Regions from separate parts of the Homo sapiens genome. Here region 2 is linked to region 1. Evidence: chromatin loops called from intact Hi-C (ENCODE). Cell type or tissue: endothelial cell of umbilical vein. All regions are shown on one strand. Links, peaks and the distances in the headings refer to the core of each region. The heading gives the core; the rest is flanking DNA. Region 1 holds the start of TRR-TCG5-1 (tRNA-Arg (anticodon TCG) 5-1). Region 2 holds the start of TRA-AGC3-1 (tRNA-Ala (anticodon AGC) 3-1).

Region 1 (8,786 bases), core at 3,040-5,539:
AAACAAGACCTACAGACCAACTTGAATTAACACTTGTTTAAAAAAAAAAGTGATAGTGGATAATTTACTTAAACAAGATGTACAATGAACATATCAATAGGAGGGCTATTCACCGTGTTGTTTGATAATAAATTAACAATTGATTAACAGCTGCAAGTTCCTCCCATCCCTGTATGCATATCCCTCTGTAATGTGTGTGCGTATGTGTGTTTGTTTTGTTTTGTTTTTTCAAGACAGGGTTTTGCTCTGTCCCCCAGGCTGGAGTGCAGTGGTGCAATCTTGGCTCATTGCAACCTCCACCTCCTGGGTTCAAGCGATTCTTGTGCCTCAGCTGCTCAAGTAGCTGGGATTACAAGCATGCGCCACCATGCATGGCTAATGTTTGTATTTTTATAGTAGTAGAGTCAGGGTTTCGCCATATTGCCCAGGCTGTTCTTGAACTCCTGAGCTCAAGTGGTCCGCCTGCCTCAGCCTCCCAAAGTGCTGCGATTACAGGCGTGAGCCAGCACACCAGGTCTGTAATGTGATTTGGCAGCAGCTTTCATCAAGAGGCCAAGTCTGTTTCCCTCCCTGTTGTATGTGAGTTGACTTTGTGATTTGCTTTGACCAACAGAATTCTGTGAAATGATGTAGAAATGGTGGTGTAGGAGTTCTAAAATTAGGCCTCAAGAAACCTTGTCACTCACCTCTTAGAACCTTCATACCAAGTTGGTACAAGATGCTGGAAACCTCATCAAGCATCTTAGGTGGAAGACCACATGGAGAAAGAGTCTCAGCTATCTCAGCCATCCCAGGCAGTCCAGCTGACACCCCACACATGTTAGTGGGACCATCTTGGACCATCCAATCTCAGTCAAGCTGCCAGATGACTACAGTCATATGAGTGACCCAAGACAAAATCAACAAAAGAATTGCCCAGCTAAACACAGCTCCAATCATTGACCTGAAGAATTATAAACAGAAGAAACAATTGTTGTTTTAAGCCACTAAATTTGAGTAAGGTTTGTTACACAGATATAAATGATGGATATAAGCACTAAGCACAGTTCTGAGCACAAAGTAAGAGCCTAGGGTAAGTTAGGAGTTTATGACTTTTGGGGATCTTCTCATTGCCCCAAGAAGTGGGTCTTCTCTCCTCTTGCCACAACACGGAAACTCCAGAATTGTTTGGAATCCTGGGTTGTTCAAATTGATCCTTGGAGTAAGCTTCTGACTCCTTGTGTCCTTGCACCAAGCTCAGAGTTCCTGCTCTGAAAGACCTAGAGCTTCCAGATCTCTAGAGTGAGTTGAGGTATGAATGGATAGAGGTGTCCTACAGTCCTTGCCTGATTTTGTAAACTAAACTGCAGAGTCCACAGTCCTTTCTAGCTGCATTTTCCTAGTGCTGGCTGTTCTTTTGGTAGGTGTGCTGATTTGCCTTGTCACCCGTGACAAGGAGAAAAGGGTTTGATATCCATATTGAGAGACATTTGAATATTTATTTTTAAATAATTGTAGTAGTTTAGAGATGCCAGACAGTCATACTTGGTAGCTTGTTTCCAGTTTGCCTAATATTTTTTTCAAGAAAATTCCATAACGGACAATTCTTATGTGTCACATACTTGTCATCATGGTGGCTAGAAGCAGAGTATACAGTTCTGTTTTCCAGAAATTCCTGAGTAGCTTCCCACCAGGCAAGATACCAGAATCAGGCAAAAAAAATTTTCTTTTTTGCTTTGGATTTTAAACTAAATCTGAACAGAAAGCAGCATCTGTGTATTTTATTTAGAAATGTTTCCTTTGATAGAAGGAAGAGTTGAAAATGACAATTGAACAATGTCATAAATTATGACAGAAAGAATTTCCTGTCTAATTTATTAGTCAAACTATCAATCAAAACTGAGTATGTTATAAAGCCATTTGTAGACAGAGTCACCCTCTCAGAAAATTCCTAGAGGTTATTCTCCATCAAAATGATACAACACTAAAAAAAGGAAAACATAAGGGTCCAAAACAGGAAGAAGGCAAAGTATATCCCAGGTCGGTGGAAGAAAAGCCCCAAGAAGACACCTGTGTAACATGCCTAGAGAACAACCAGTCCAGATTGAAGCAGGGATACAAAGGCTCCAGAGAGGAGACCACTAAGGAAAATATTAAAATTGATAGGTTCTTTGAGGTATTTCACTATATTGAGAGTTGCTTAAATTCAAGGAAAATCAGTTGAGAATGAATTGGTTACATGATCATAAAAGATAAAGAAAAAGTAAAAGGCAGTTAATAACTTTGCAGAAAACTAAAAGGCACATAAGAAATATAATCATAGTACTATATAGCACAGCTGTGAATAATTTTTTATAACCAATAAACCCTGAATTTAGAATTATGATGAAATTAAGTAGGAAGGATGAGGGAGGGGAAATATATATGCAGGGATGAGTAATGTATGAGAGGTACCTCCAGAGATTGACTTTCAACATGAAGTGAAAAGAGCTCTGCAGACCAGCTTCCAAGTGAAACTGGTGAAAATTATTTTTTTCAAATCAACCATTTAAAAGTCTCTGGCAAAGTGCTGGCCGTAGTAGCTCACGCCTGTAATCCCAGCACTTTGGGAGGCTGAGGCGGGTGGATCACGAGGTCAGGAGTTCGAAGCGAGCCTGGCCAGCATGGTGAAACCCTGTCTCTACTAAAAATACAAACTTATCTGGGCACGGTGGTGGGTGCCTGTAGTCCCAGCTATTCAGGAGGCTGAGGCAAGAGAATTGCTTGAACCTCAAAATAATGATAATGAATGAAAGAATTTTTTTAAGAGTCCATACTGTATGATCCCACTCACATGAAATTCTGAAAACTATGAACATGTAATGATGGAAAGCATATCTGGTTGTAAGAGGGGAACAGGGCTTACAAGAGGGCAGGAGGAAGCTTTTGGGGGTGATGTCTATGTTCATTATCTTTATTGTACTGGTCGTTTCATGATTACACATGTTATACATATATGATTGCATATATGTGTAAAACTTACACATAGTTTAAACTTGTGCAGTTTATTGCATGGGAATTATGCCTCAATAAAACTGTTTAGAGTACATTGTCTGGAAAAATATCATGAAGCCATTCTGCAAGTATAGTTGTGGGTCTTTTCCCTCTTTTTTCTTTTTTCTATACTATGGAGGAGATCGTGTCTTGTTGGATTTCTTGTTTGTTTGTTTTTGTTTTGAGAAGGGGTCTCAGTCTGTCGCCAGGCTGAAGTGTAGTGGTGCGATCTCGGCTCACTGCAACCTCCGCCTCCCGGGTTCAAGCGATTCTCCTGCCTCAGCCTCCCCAGTAGCTGAGATTACAGGCGCCCGCCACCACGTCCAGCTAGCTAATTTTTTCTATTTTTAGTAGAGAAAGGGTTTCACCATATTGGCCGGGATGGTCTCAGTTTCCTGACCTCGTAAACCCTGGGTAAGTGATGGGACATGGGGTTTTCTCAGTAGGAAGATGTTTGACAACTTTTTCAATTTATTTCGTAGTTTAACTATTCATTATTGCTATTCCTTCTTGAATCGTACTTAATAGTCATGTCGTCCTAATAATTTCTCCATTTCATAAAAGTATTCAAATGTATTTGGCCAGATTCTTTCCCCTTTTGTTTTGTTTTAACGTTTACTGGTTTAATTTTTTTTGTTGTTCTATTTTTTATATCTTCCTGACCAGACAATTGTTTTGACTTTCACTGGTTTATTATAAAGGGCATTACAAAGGCTCTCTTTCGCCTTTTGGAGAAACTGCTTCCTCTTCTTCAAGATCTTTTCCTGGCTCGCCTCTTCTCCTGTTTTCAGGTCTCTGTTAACACCTTGGTTCCTCAGATATTGCGGACAGTCTAATTCGCCCCGCGACGTGAGGGAGAACCCAGGAGCGGGCTCCGGTAGAGAAAGAAGCTTCCGGTCAACGACCACATCCACCTGAATCATGAGCAGGTTTTAAGGCGTGTGTTTCTTCAGCTCCTCTAAATTTTAGAAAGGGGGCGATATTTAAACTGACCTCAAAAAGACAAGGCTCTCAAGTTACACTCTTTTGTGTGTCTGCGAGTCAAACTTGTAGCGCCTACTGGGGACCAGTGGAAACGTGATGGTCGCCCCCTGCGGGACCAGGTGAATAAAGCTCCTTAAGATGCATTCAACTGAGTTCCCTGAGCCCATTCAACAGGCGGGAAGAGGATACTCCCGGACCAGGGCTCACGCTTTCTCCATCCCACCCCGGACTCCAGGCACCTGTGTGCCAGCCTGGCCAAGCGTTTCCTCCAAAGTACAAACAGCTGAAAGGTGGTGTGCTGGCCCCACCTGAATCACTCGCAACTCCAAAGAGGTGTGTGATGCAACTTCCCATTTCCACGGGAAAGGACTGCAGAGAATTCACGTTCACTTTCGGAAATTAATTGGATGCTATAATTTTGTGGTGTGGGAGGTTGTGCAGTCTTGTTTTAGAGTGAAAAAGGGAGAATCAACCACGAAGGGATTCGAACCCTCAATCTTCTGATCCGAAGTCAGACGCCTTATCCATTAGGCCACGTGGTCCCATGGCTTAGCAACTGCAAAAAATATGAGAAATGTTGTAAGATTGGCTATTAACCTGGATTTTATATATATATTGTATGGTTCTACTTATATGACATGATTTCTGTTGTTAACCTAATTTCAAAGATAGTGTAAATTATACAAAAGCTAAATAACTTGCCAGTGTCACACAATAACAAGGTAATGCAAAGTGAGTATTTGGATTTTCTCCAAACTCCTACCCTTAACTTGACACCAAATGTTACACCAAATTTTGCACATGCACCACGTTGCTTCTCTCAGCTGGTGACAAAAAGTTGTAAAGAAAGGGAAAAAGAAAAGCATTGAATGTCTCTCTATAATCACTACTACACATGATCAGTTTGCATTCAGCATTGAGACCCTCTGGAAATAAATGAAAATCACCAGGTGAACGAGAAAGACCCCCTCAGGCGACCTTCTCAGCTTGGCGTCCAATTCAGCTGCAACAGCTGCAATTAGCATTAAATAGAGGCATCTTCCTAGGCCTGGCTCCGCTTGGTAACCAAAACTAGGCCCTGCTGAATAGTCTCTAGTGAGACGTTTGTTAAAAGCCCAAGAGTATAGCGGGCACTTAGAGAATAATGTAGAAAATGCGTATCATCTTGTGCAACCACTCGGTGGTGGCGCTGAGTGGTAGAGGGGGCAGGAGCCAGGCTTTAGGCCCGGAAAGTTGCAGTTCGAACCACTTCGTAGTGGTTGTTTTCATTTCAGTTCTTCATTTGACCCAGCCATCCTTGACTGGCAGCATTCTGACCTCCCACTAGTGATGTGCCGGTGGGAAACACACAGGAAGGAAAGGCGCGCGCGAGGCCTGCCCCCGGAACGAACGACGCCTGCGTGGACACCCTCCTGTGAGTGCCGGAGGCGTGGTGAAAGCAACGGGGTGCATTTGGTGGTCTCATTCCCCATTACTGGGAACTCTTTGAGAGCCTGATTTGAGTCTTTATGGGACCTCCCTCTTCATCCTGGCTTCCGGCTCTCTCAAAGTCTGTTACACAGATTTTTCATATTCCAGAAGGGCTGGAGAAACATATATTTACTGAAAAGCTCTTCTATTCAGCAACTGCATCCTGAGGAGGCTGCGCTCTCTTTCTCTTGCCCTCCACGAAAGCACCACCCGGATTCTCTCACCCACCTGGTCAAAGTGTCAGCTTGCAGGGATCTGTTCTTAACCCAGCCTGAAGGGGTTCAGTGAACACCTAGGAACCAAACTTACTCTTGAGACCTAAAAGATAAGAAAGAATTAGTTTCAAAAGAAAAAAAGTGCAGAAAGAGGCTGCACGTTGTGGCTCACGCCCGTAATCCCAACACTTTGGGAGGCCAAGACGCGGTAGGGGGGTGGGGGAGTGGAGGGGAGAGTTGGAGGGGGAAGTTGGAGGGGGGAGTTGGAGGGGGGAATTGGCGGGGGGCGGGGGGGGATTGCCTAAGGCCAGGAGTTTGAGACCATCCTGGGCAACATAGCGAAACTTCTCTCTCTCTTCTCTCTTAAAAAAAAAAAAGCCAAATAGATGATCCAGCAGATGGATCAGTATGTGCAATGGTATAAAAAATTTTGCCCAATTAATTTGAAAATTAAAACAGTAAATTCTGCAAAAGTTATCAGTTATGAAATTCGATTCAAGAGGAAATAGCAAGTAACTGTTACATAAATTGAATAGTCAAAAATTGTCCTACAGAGAAAGTCCTAAACCCAGATATTTTCACCTGAAAGTTCTTCAAAACAATCCAGGGAGAATAATTTCAATTGGATACAAACTTTTCCAAACGTAGTGACAGAGGGAAGACTTTTCACCTCATTTTCACCTTCATCCTAATACCAAACCAGAAAAAGACAATGAGAGAAAGAAAAATCACAGGTCAATCTCATTAACGAACATAAAATCAGAAATAATAATAATAAAAAAAAGCTGAATCCACCAATGTTTAAAAATCATAACAAATCCAGATTTATACCAAAAGCAGGATGTCAATTTAACGTGAGAAGAACAGTGTTATGATTCAGTACATTAAGAAATTAAAGGAAAAAAATAAGTTCACCTCAAAAGAGGCAGAAAAACATTGGATAAATTTCACTGTCTGCTCACAATGCAACTGTTAACAATCTAGAAATAGAAGGAAATTTCTTTTACTTAATTTTTAAAAGATAAAAATAATCTACAAAAAACAACTCTTAAAGGTAAAAAGTTTAAAACACTTTACTTGAGATTGGGACTACAAGTGGTATACCAGGAATTGCGACTTCCATTCCTTCCCAGACAAAAGGAAAGTTAAAAAGTTATAATTCTTAGAAAGGAAGAAACAGAACTATCTTTTCTTTCTGTTTTTTCTTTAACAGATTGTTTGTGTGCAAAATTAACAAATTTAAAATTAAATTATTATATTATTAAGAGTCTTAACACATTTTCCCTTGATAGCTGTAACAATTTATGAAAGCAATGACATGCAATGCAGAAAAACCTAGAAGTCACAGGAAATGAGATATTTTGATATTTCAATTAAAAAAACACAAAAATATGGCATAATTTCATTTATAGAAACTACAAACTAAGCATCCTAAAATATCTATTGTTTATGGATACAAATATAATTAGTAAAGCTAACAAATAAGAGCAAGAGAATGATTATTTCAAACATTATTATAGTGGTTATATCAGCATGAGAATGAGAGAGATATACTATAGAGTGGGGTAAATGGAGTTTCTAAAATAATGGTAATGCTGTCTTTCTTAATGTGACTTCATATTTTTTAAGAAAATTTTTAATTGCAGTATAAGAAACATACAGAAAAGTGCCCAAATACAAGTATATATAGATCATTGAATGTATATGAAGAGAATGTATCTTTGAACTCCCACCCAGATCTTCTGTTTCAATGTATTGCCACTGTTTCCATCAAATAAGATCCCAGAACTAAGTTTTGTCACTTGAGCTGTGTCAAGAGATAGAAAATTATCAGTCCCTCCAGAAGCCACCCTCATGCCCCCTCTTAATCACATTCTCCATAAGGATAACCATTTTCTTGACATCTAATATCATCTTTGAATTTTGCATATTTTCATACTCCATATAAATAGGATTATATAATAAATACTCTCTTATGCCTGGCTTCTTTTATGCAGGAATATGTGAAATTCATCCATGTTGTTGCATTTAACAATTGTTCTTTCTCACTGCTGTGTATATATTCCGCAATATGAATATACCAATTTTTTATGTTTGTTTACCCATTCTGCTGGTGATGGATGTTTGGGTTGTTTCCAGTTTGGGGATATTATAAACCGTACCTGTAGGAAAACTCTTGGACTTGCTTTTTTTTTTTGGCATATATGTGCACAAGTTTTACTGGGTATTAAAATAAAGAGAATAAATCGATTTTTAATGTTTGCTGACAGCTTTCAAAACCCATTATTCTCTTTGATCTATCTGCCTCACATTTAGGTCAGCCTATAAGAAAGTGTATTTAATCTATGGATCACTTTTGGTAGTGTGGACATTTTAACATTATTAATTATTCCAATCCATGGACATGAAATATCTTTTCATGTATTTGTGTCTTCACCAATTAATTTCATCAATGTCAATAGTTGGTTAAATTTGTTCCTAAGCATTTATTCTTGTTGATGCTATTGTAAATGGGATTCTTAATTTCCTTTTTGGATAGTGTTCATTGTTGGCGTATAGAAATGCAACTGATTTTTGCATGTTGATTTTGTACTCTGCAACTTTACTGAATTGTTCTAACAGTTTTTTGGTGGGGTATTTAGGGTTTTCTATATATAAGATCATGTATACAAAAATCAACTCAAGATGAATCAAAAGCTTAACTCTAAGACTGGAAACCATGAAAATGCTACAAGACAGCATCGGAGAAACTCTCCTAGACATTGGCTTAGGCAAAGAGTTCATCACCAAGAATCCAAAAGCAAATGCAACAAAAACAAAGATAAATAAACTAAAAAGCTTCTGCACAGCAAGATAAGTAATCAGCAGAGTAAAATAAACTAAAAAGCTTCTGCACAGCAAGATAAGTAATCAGCAGAGTAAACCAACAACCCATAGAGTGGGAGAAAATCTTTGCAAACTATATATCCGACAAAGGACTAATATCCAGAATCTATGAGGAACTCAAACAAATCAGCAAGAAAGAAACAAATAATCCCATCAAAAAGCGGGCTAAGGACATGAATAGACAATTTTCAAAAGAAGATATACAAATGGCCAACAAAT
Region 2 (8,786 bases), core at 3,741-6,240, 64 kb after region 1:
ATGATGATGATAATTCATGACACTTAAATAGTGATGTTTTGTTTTGTTTTTGACACGGAATCTTGCTCTGTCACCCAGGCTGGAGTGCAGTGGCATGATCTCAGCTCACTGAAACCTTGGCCTCCCGGGTCAAGTGATTCTCCTGCCTTAGCCTCCTGAGTAACTGGGACTACAGGTGCTCACCACTACACCCACCTAGTTTTGTGTTTTTAGTAGAGACAGGGTTTCACTAGGTTGGCCAGGCTGGTCTCAAACTCCTGAGTTCAGGTGATTTGCCCGCCTCAGCCTCCCAAAGTGCTGGGATTACAGGCGTGAGCCACAGTGCCCAGCCTCTTTTTGCCTAAATCTTCCTAATAATTTTTGATGATAATGACCTCTCTTTCTTCTCTGCCCCAATACCTCATTCTTTAAATAAAGCTTATGATTTTGGCATGTTTCTAGTAGGGCCCAATTCATATGTGTATTAGTCTAGTTACTGTTTTATATTAACTTTATAAATTCCATTGACTTGGCTTATAATAGCTTTATGATTTTTGCTACTTAGGTAGGCCATTTGATTATTGTTGGTGACAGAATAATGTAATTACTAAACTCTGAATGGAAATAAAGTATTCAATAAACTCAGATTGAACTTGGAGTATTGTTGCTTTAATCTAGTGTATTTATGGAAAGCAAATCACAAAGGTGGACTGTTGAGTAAAAGAAAATATTAAAATATTGTTAAATACTCTGTATTGCTGCTACTTTGGGATTTACCCATTTATAGCCACCAAAAAAAAATTTTTTTTTTTTTTTTTTTTTTTTGAGAGGGAGTCTCACTCTGTCGCCCAGGCTGGAGTGCAGTGGCGCGATCTCGGCTCACTGCAAACTCCGCCTCCCGGATTCAAGCCATTCTCCTGCCTCAGCCTCCCGAGTAGCTGGGACTACAGGTGCCCCCACCACGTCCAGCTAAATTTTTTTTGTATTTTTAGTAGAGACGGGGTTTCACCGTGTTAGCCAGGGTGGTCTCCTGACCTCGTGATCTGCCCGCCTCAACCTCCCAAAGTGCTGGGATTACAGGCGTGAGCCACCGTGCCCGCCCAAAATAAATTTTTAAATAAAATTTTAAACACTTTCTCATTCTTAAAGTTTACTTTGATGGGTACACAAGTCTAGATTGGCAATTGTTTTATTTCAACACTTCCAAAATATATCTTATTGTTTCCTGGATTTTATCATGAAGATGCTTGTTAACATTCTAATTGTTCTTTCTTTGCAGAAATCTATACATTCTCTCTGGCTGATTTGAGACATCCTCTTATGTTTGTTATAACACAGTTTCAGTATGAGGTGTGTAGTTATAGTTGTTTCTCTTTAACGTGCTTGTGACACATTTGCTTTCTGACTCTCTAAGGGAAAATTTTCTCTCCAATTTGGGAAATTTTCCAGGTATATTATATCTAAATATTACCTCACTTACATTTTTTTTCTCTTCTTTTATTCCTGAACTCTAATCGTATATACTTCAGAATTTTCACATAATCTTCCATTTCTATTATTATTATTTTTTAAATCAGTATTCTGTGGCTGTGTAATAAAGTACTCCAAACTCGGTGGCTTAAAACAACATAGAACTCAGCTGAAATGTATCATCTCATCTCCTTGTAAAATCAGCTGGATTTACAAATTCAATGTGAGTTGGCAGGTCAGCTGGGACTCGCTGCTCCTGGATGCCCTTAATGCCTGGATGTCTGATACTTGGCAAGGGCTATTTTCTGGAGTTCATCAGTTTTCCTTCATGTGATCTCCCCAACAGGACTGCCCAGATTTCTTATACAGTGATAGTGTTCCAAGATGTTGAGAACTGAAGCTGCAAGCTTTCTTGAGACCTGCACTTAGAAGTAGCACAGCATCACTGCCACTGTGTTCCAATGGTCAAAGCAGATCACAAAGGCAGCCCACATTCCAGGGTTAGGGGAAAAAGATTTGGCCCCACCTTCTGATGGGAGGAGATGCAAAGAATTCGCAGTTGTGTTTATCTATCTCAGCTTGCTTCACATGTTCCATGTTCTTAACTATTTTTGTTGTATTCTGGGTTAAGGTTTTGGCTTTATCTTTCAGCTTAGGAATTCCTTCCCCAGCTGTAGCTAATATGCAAAAAAATTAGGAATTTTTTTTTGGCCAGGCACTGTGGCTCACGCCTATAATCTCAGTACTTTGGGAGGCTGAGGCGGGTGGATTACCTAAGGTCAGGAGTTCAAGACCAGCCTGGCCAACAAGGTGAAACCCGTCTCTATTAAAAATACAAAAATTAGCTGGGCGTGGTGGCACACCCCTGTAATCCCAGCTATTCGGGAGGCTGAGGCAGGAGAATTGCTTGAGCCCGGGACGCAGAGGTTGCAGCGAGTCGAGATCATGCCACTGCACTCCAGCGTGGCTGACCGAGCGAGACTCTGTCTCAAAAAAAAAAAAAAAAAATTTAACTATTACATATTTATTTCTTGAATCTAAATTTTTACATAATTTTACTCACTCTTTTGCATACTTCATTTGTAATCATATCCTTAATTTATTGATATATGTCAGACATAGCTATTATACATTTTGTACCTTAAAATTTAACATCTACAGTTCTTTAGGTTTCAGTATGACTTTTTGTATCTGTTGAGTCTCAAGCATAGTAATTTACCTTCTTAGGTTTGTAGTAATCTTTATTATTAACCTTATTGTGTGATCTTAACATAAGAGAGTTCTGCAGGCCTAACTCGGGGAAGTTTTCTTTCAGAGAGGATATATTTCTACTTCTGCCAGGAGCTAGGTGACAAATTTGACCCTGAACCACTTGGTCTCACTATAGGTTTTGGCCCATAACAAGAGTGTCAGGCTCAGCTCCTCCAACTCTCTGCTTTTCTGATATTAAATATTCATCCTCACAGTTGTTTTTCGATTGGTATCTGACTTCAGGTTAAACCCACTCCTCTGTTGGTCCAAGTTGGCTTCCAGCAGTTCTTGCTCCCAACTGTTCCAACTCCCAGGAACTTTAGGCAGAGTTCTCACAGCTATGGCTTTGACTGCTCACTACCCTGACCTGGGCTCCAGGTGTTTCTAAGTCACTTTAGCGCCCAGAAAATATTCATTTATTTTTGTTTTGAGTGACCTCTAAAGAATTCCTTAATCCTTTGTGAGACCAGAAATGTCACAAAAAGTGTACTATCCAGAGACTTTGTTGGGAAGATTTTTTTAAAGCAAGAACAAAAAAGTACAGACCAATGACTGAAAAATATATAAGCACGCAAGATTATCTATTTAGTATTCCAATGGAGAACGTATATCCTGAGCCTAGTCATGCGAAAGTATCAGTCAGTGAAAGACATTCTATTTTTAAAAATGAAATGAGGCCGGGAGCAGTGGCTCATGCCTGTAATCCCAGCACTTTGGGAGGCTGAGGCGGGCGGATCACGAGGTCAGGAGTTCGAGAACAGCCTGGCCAACATGGTGAAACCCCGCCTCTACTAAAAAATACAAAAAAAAAAAAAAAAAATTAGCCAGGCATAGTGGCAGGCACCTGTAATCCCAGCTACTCAGGAGGCTGAGGCAAGAGAATCATTTGAACCCGGGAGGCGGAGGTTGCAGTGAGCCGAGATCGCGCCATTGCACTCCAGCTGGGCAACAGGGCGAGACTCTGTCTCAGAAAAAGAAAGAAAGAAAGAAATGAAAATAACACTATTTTTTAAATGACATATCAATGTCAAAAAAAATAAAGACTATGCAAATATTTTTCATTAAAGAAGACTAAAAAAGACAGGACAACTAAATGCAACGCCTGACCCTAGACTAGATCCTATATGAGAGGAAAACATCAGGTCAATTGGTCAACTTGAAATGCAGACTGTAGATTAAATACAGCTATTGTATCAATGTTAAATTTACAAAAGTTCCTAATAGTACTGTGGGTATATAGAAAAGTACTTAAGTAAAGGAAATGGACGTGATGTATGCAACGTACAGGAGAGAGAAGAAGCAACTCATAAGGCAAATGGGGTAAAATATTAATAATATCTAAATCTGAGTAAAGGATAGAAGGGTATTTTTGTATTATTTTTATTTTTTCAACTTTTTAGTGAGTTATAAATTGTTTGAGAAAGAGAGAGGGAGAGATTTCAACGGAGGTGCCTCAGAAGTCAATAGTTGTGAATTTGGGTTGGGCTGGGCCAGCTCTTTAAAATATGAGAAGCTTCCCCCACCTCCCCTCACCATTCGAGAAACCAATAATTTTTCATTGCTCCATGGTTTCCTACAGATTGGTCGCCAAGCAACAGATGCCAGCCCTGCCTTACCTAATTCATCTTTTTTTCAGATAACGCTACTACCCCACCCCAACCCCCACCAGTTTGGCTTAGCAGGGGACCCTCAGAGTTTTGTCGGAGGTAAACTACTCTAGACGTGCGGATCTGGGTGCCTACGTGATGCCTCTCACCCGGGTCCAGATTTCCAGTTTGTCCTTGTGATTGATTCATGACATCTTGAGCTCACAAGAACGTTCCCTGCCATCACCACTAAGTGTTCAGTGGACGTTTTGGGCTTTTGGAAACGGAAGTGATTTGAGGGTCTTTGTTCCAAGAAAGGCGGTGCTGGGCCCGGGGACTGGAACTCGGTAGGCGAGGATCCCCTTTGACGCCCCCCTACAGTTTCCCTTCAAACACGTAGGTCTCAGCTGGTACCCTGGCTGCGCTACTGGCTTTGGCCTCCTGGGGCCTTATGGTTGAAAACAGCAGGAAATGAAGCTGGAAAAAGCGAGAGACAACAGATTGTCTGCTTTCAGGCTCCTTCCTTTGTAATTTCACTGTGTTGCTTTCTTTGGACGCTGCTTGTGCAGGACCCAGCCTAGCTGTTTCACAAATTGCGGAGTTTGCATTCATGATTTCATTGCAATTTACCGAATCTTTGAGAAATACTGATTATAAATCATGAAAGAAATGCAAAGCAACCTGTCTGTGGTTGGGGGTGTAGCTCAGTGGTAGAGCGCGTGCTTAGCATGTACGAGGTCCCGGGTTCAATCCCCGGCACCTCCACCAGTTTTGGGAGTGCGCACTTTCTCCTCTCAATGGACCGCCTTTCCACTTTCCTTTCTCCCTCCCGTTAAATAAACCTAGTCTCATTCATTCAATTTTCTGCTTGTCTGTACAGCCTTTGCAGTGTTAAGTATCTGTATCGATAGCATTGCCACACCAGGAAGGTCTTGAACCCTTTGTAAAAGCATTTTCGCAAATTAATCAGCCTGGTTTCTTTGGATTTCATGCTATGGTATTACTGAAAAACAGAAAAAATATAAAAATAATAAAAGACCCTTTGTTTTATTCACTGTTTTTTTTTTCTTTTCTTTTTTGAATTCTGAAGAGTTCTTAGAGCAAAGAACAGCATGGAGGTGGAATAGCAGAAACATATCTTATTGATGTCTTTCTTCTGAGCTTCCAACCACCCTATACCTTACCTTTTCTTGAATCACCAGATATGGAAGCAGTGGGCCCCGTTAGTATTGTGCGGTGATAGGTACATGAAGGACAATAAAATGCTGTCTGTCATAGCATGGGGTGCCTCCCAAGTCTAACCCGAATGAGACAGAATGGATTGGCTGGTTAAATGAAACCAGAACTACTGTCCTTTTGCTGAAATAGCTTAGTGGGAGTGTGAGAGACCAGGCATCCAAATATCTCTTGTTCAAGAAAATTTCAGTAAAAATAAATGACATGTTTTTGGGAAAAGGGCTTGTGGGGTGCCTGCATAAACTGGCCATAAAAATATGAGACAATATGTTGTGGAAAGCCACAAGAGTCCTCTGAGGAGGAAAGCCTCCTAATTGCCATCATGTTCCCATGCTCAGAGCGAGACCCGCTCTCTTATCTGTAAACACTGCGTTCAAGGAGAAAGACACTCCTTTGAAATACTGGAATGTGGACAGACTCCAAGTTAAGCCCGCTCCCACTAGCTACTCTCCGATAAGTTAAAGATATGCTATTTGAGCACAAAGGAGATTCATTTAAACCGCTATTGCTATAGATAACGGCTATGACGCACTGCCACCTTTTCACTGTTTCGCCCTGAACATCTGCTTCTTAGATCTAAGTTATTGTATTCTATAAATAGTGTGGAGACCAGAGGTCTGAGCCTTTTGCAGCCTCCATTTTGCAACTGACCCCCTGGCTCCCCACCTTTACTCTTGTCTCTTCTCAATCCTTTGTCGCCACCGGACTTTGGGTACCCTACGGGTGGTGTTGAGGCTGGTCCCCAACACATGTTGAACTCATTTTACAAACACATTTAACTAGATGACCACCTCCACTGCCCCAACACAAAAAAGTATCCCACGACACCTACACATGTTAATCAATCCAAATCAAAGGTGATTTGCCTACGCCAGAGCTAGTATGAAATATTGATTAAATACATAATATGAGAGGAAAGAAACCAGTTTTTCCCTTTTTAACTTACTGATTTCTAGAAATTATGTTTTATTCTGATAAATTATTCTGTATAATATATAATGTTAATAGATGTTTATGAGGCTGGGCATGGTGGCTTACACCTGTAATCCCAGAAATTTGAAAAGCTGAGGCAGGAGAATTGCTTGAGCCCAGGAGTTCTAGACCAGCCTGGGCAACATAGAGAGATGATGTCTCTTTTAAATTAGCAGGGCATGGTGGTGCATGCCTGTATTCCCAGCTAGCTACTTGGGAGGCTGAGGCAGGAGAATCGCTTGAGCCCAGGAGGTTAAGACTGCAGTGAGCTGTGATTGTGCCACTGCACTCCAGCCTCGGAAAACAGAGCGAAACACTGTCTGAAAAAAAAGCGGGGGTTGGGGGGAGGGCGCTGTTCATGGTATGTATTCCCATTTAAGTCTATTTATGGTATTTTGGGATCAAATACATTTAAATTGTTTTTCATGACAAGACAAGGATATTCATTATCTTCACTACTACTTAACATTGTAATGGAGGTATTAGCTGAAGCATTTAGACATGAAAAAGTAATTAAAGGATTAACTATTGGATAGAATGGGATAAAGCTATCTATGTATCTTGGTAGGATTATATATCTGGAAGCCACCCCTCAAATGAAAAACTTACTATAGAGAATTTGGTAAAGAAGCTGGTTGCAAAGTTAACATAAACATATACACTCATACACACACACAAAATAGCTTTTCCATATTCAACCTTTGGAGGTTTTTGAATATCAGTTTTATTTTGAAAGCTAACACATGAAGGAAAAGAATCAAGCATTTATCCTATCTCTCCTGTATGGAATGTATTTCAGGATAAACATATAGTTGATGAGGGAAAGATTTTTCTTCTCAGGAAATAACAGCTAATGAATGCAGGAGAGATTATAAAACTACAACATTTTGCAACTGGTATTGCTATAACACATCCAGGTCACAATTGGCAATGGCTGCTATAACCATGAGGTGAAATTGGATGAAGGACTCTAGAATGGTTGGATTAGGCTGATGTCACCTAAAACCAAAGCTAAATTTTATATCATCAAATGTGAGACAACCACATATCATGTAACCCATAATAAAGTAAAGTAGAACATACCCAGGACCACAATAAATACTTGTGTTGAAAATTAAATTTCTATAATCAAATAGATAAAAACCATTTGTTTAGAGTAAATATTGGAGATACAGCAATGTGTTTAATAACATTATAATGATGCAATCAGCTAAATCCAGAATGTGGAAAATTCTCCTGGACAAACTGACCTTCAAGAAATAAATGGCATGGAGTCCAGGCAAGTTGGCACATGCCTGGAATCCCAGTGCTTTGGGAGGTGAGGTGGGCTGATCACTTGAGTTTGGGAGTTCGAGACCAGCCTAGCAACAGGGTGCAACGCCGTCTTTACTAAAAATACAAAAATTAGCCGGGCATGGTGGCAGGCGCCTGTAATCCCAACTACTCAGGAGGCTGAGGTACAAGAATGGCTTAAAGCCAGTAAGGCTTTTTTCCCCCCAGGTTTTTAAAATAACCTTAATTTTTTTAAACAGGTAATATGTGCATTATAGTAAATTAAAAAACACAAGAGGCCAAGCATGGTGGCTCACGCCTGTAATCCCTGCACTTTGGGAGGCAGAGGTGGGTGGATCACCTGAGGTCAGGAGTTCGAGACCAGCCTGGCCAACATGATGAAACTCCGTCTCTACTAAAAATACAACAAATTAGCTGGGTGTGGTGGCGTGTGCCTGTAATCCCAGCTACTCAGGAGGCTGAGGCAGGAGAATTGCTTGAACCTGGGAGGTGGAGGTTGCAGTGAGCCGAGATCGCACCACTGCACTCCAGCCTGGGCAATAAGAACAAAACTCTGAAAAAAGAAAGAAAGAGAGAGAGATGGAGGGAAGGAAGGAAGGAAGGAGAAAAAAGTAAAACACAAGAAACAAAGAACAAAGTCATCCACAATCACAAGTAGTTTATACTTTGATGTGTCCTTCTAGGTCCTGTGTGTGTAGACATAACATCCAGTTATATGGGATTGAGATTCTACAGTATATAGTATATATTATGCTTTTTTACACATCATAAATATTTACCAATTCAGAATTGCAAAGCTATATGAGTATTCTGATAACCAAGAATATACAGCACCAACTCAGTCTGTTAGAAAAACAATGTAATCTTGCTTTTTTTGGGACAAAAATTTTATAGAAGGCAAAAATGGAGACATGCCTCTAGATAAAAGCATTAGCAGAGTTCTGATTAAAATACTGCATTCCCTTAGTGCTCAATTTAAAATAAAACATAAAGCAACTG

Evidence for each region. Peaks named below come from ENCODE experiments on the same cell type or tissue, not always from the same donor. Only the 100,000 strongest peaks of a DNase experiment are listed, where the experiment ranks them.
Region 2: a loop joins it to region 1, with 2.1 times the contacts of the local background. A loop is called at or near these places in 5 of 110 quality-filtered maps.

What each region holds. Positions count from the first base shown.
Region 1 is chr6:28,538,649-28,547,434 of GRCh38, forward strand. It overlaps TRR-TCG5-1 (tRNA-Arg (anticodon TCG) 5-1), which reads right to left and starts at 4,538; the gene lies at 4,466-4,538. LOC107986586 (a long non-coding RNA gene) reads right to left here and starts at 6,349. Exons shown (of 3, transcript XR_001744073.2): 1 at 6,264-6,349; 2 at 5,695-5,784; 3 at 4,413-4,552. RefSeq lists an enhancer at 5,326-5,908. In endothelial cell of umbilical vein, for the core only: no CTCF peak of the experiment used is centred there; a DNase peak (open chromatin) is centred at 4,563; H3K4me3 peaks cover 194 bases.
Region 2 is chr6:28,602,177-28,610,962 of GRCh38, forward strand. It overlaps TRA-AGC3-1 (tRNA-Ala (anticodon AGC) 3-1), which reads left to right and starts at 4,980; the gene lies at 4,980-5,051. It also overlaps a transcript of SCAND3 not described here. In endothelial cell of umbilical vein, for the core only: a CTCF peak has its summit at 4,698; a DNase peak (open chromatin) is centred at 4,865.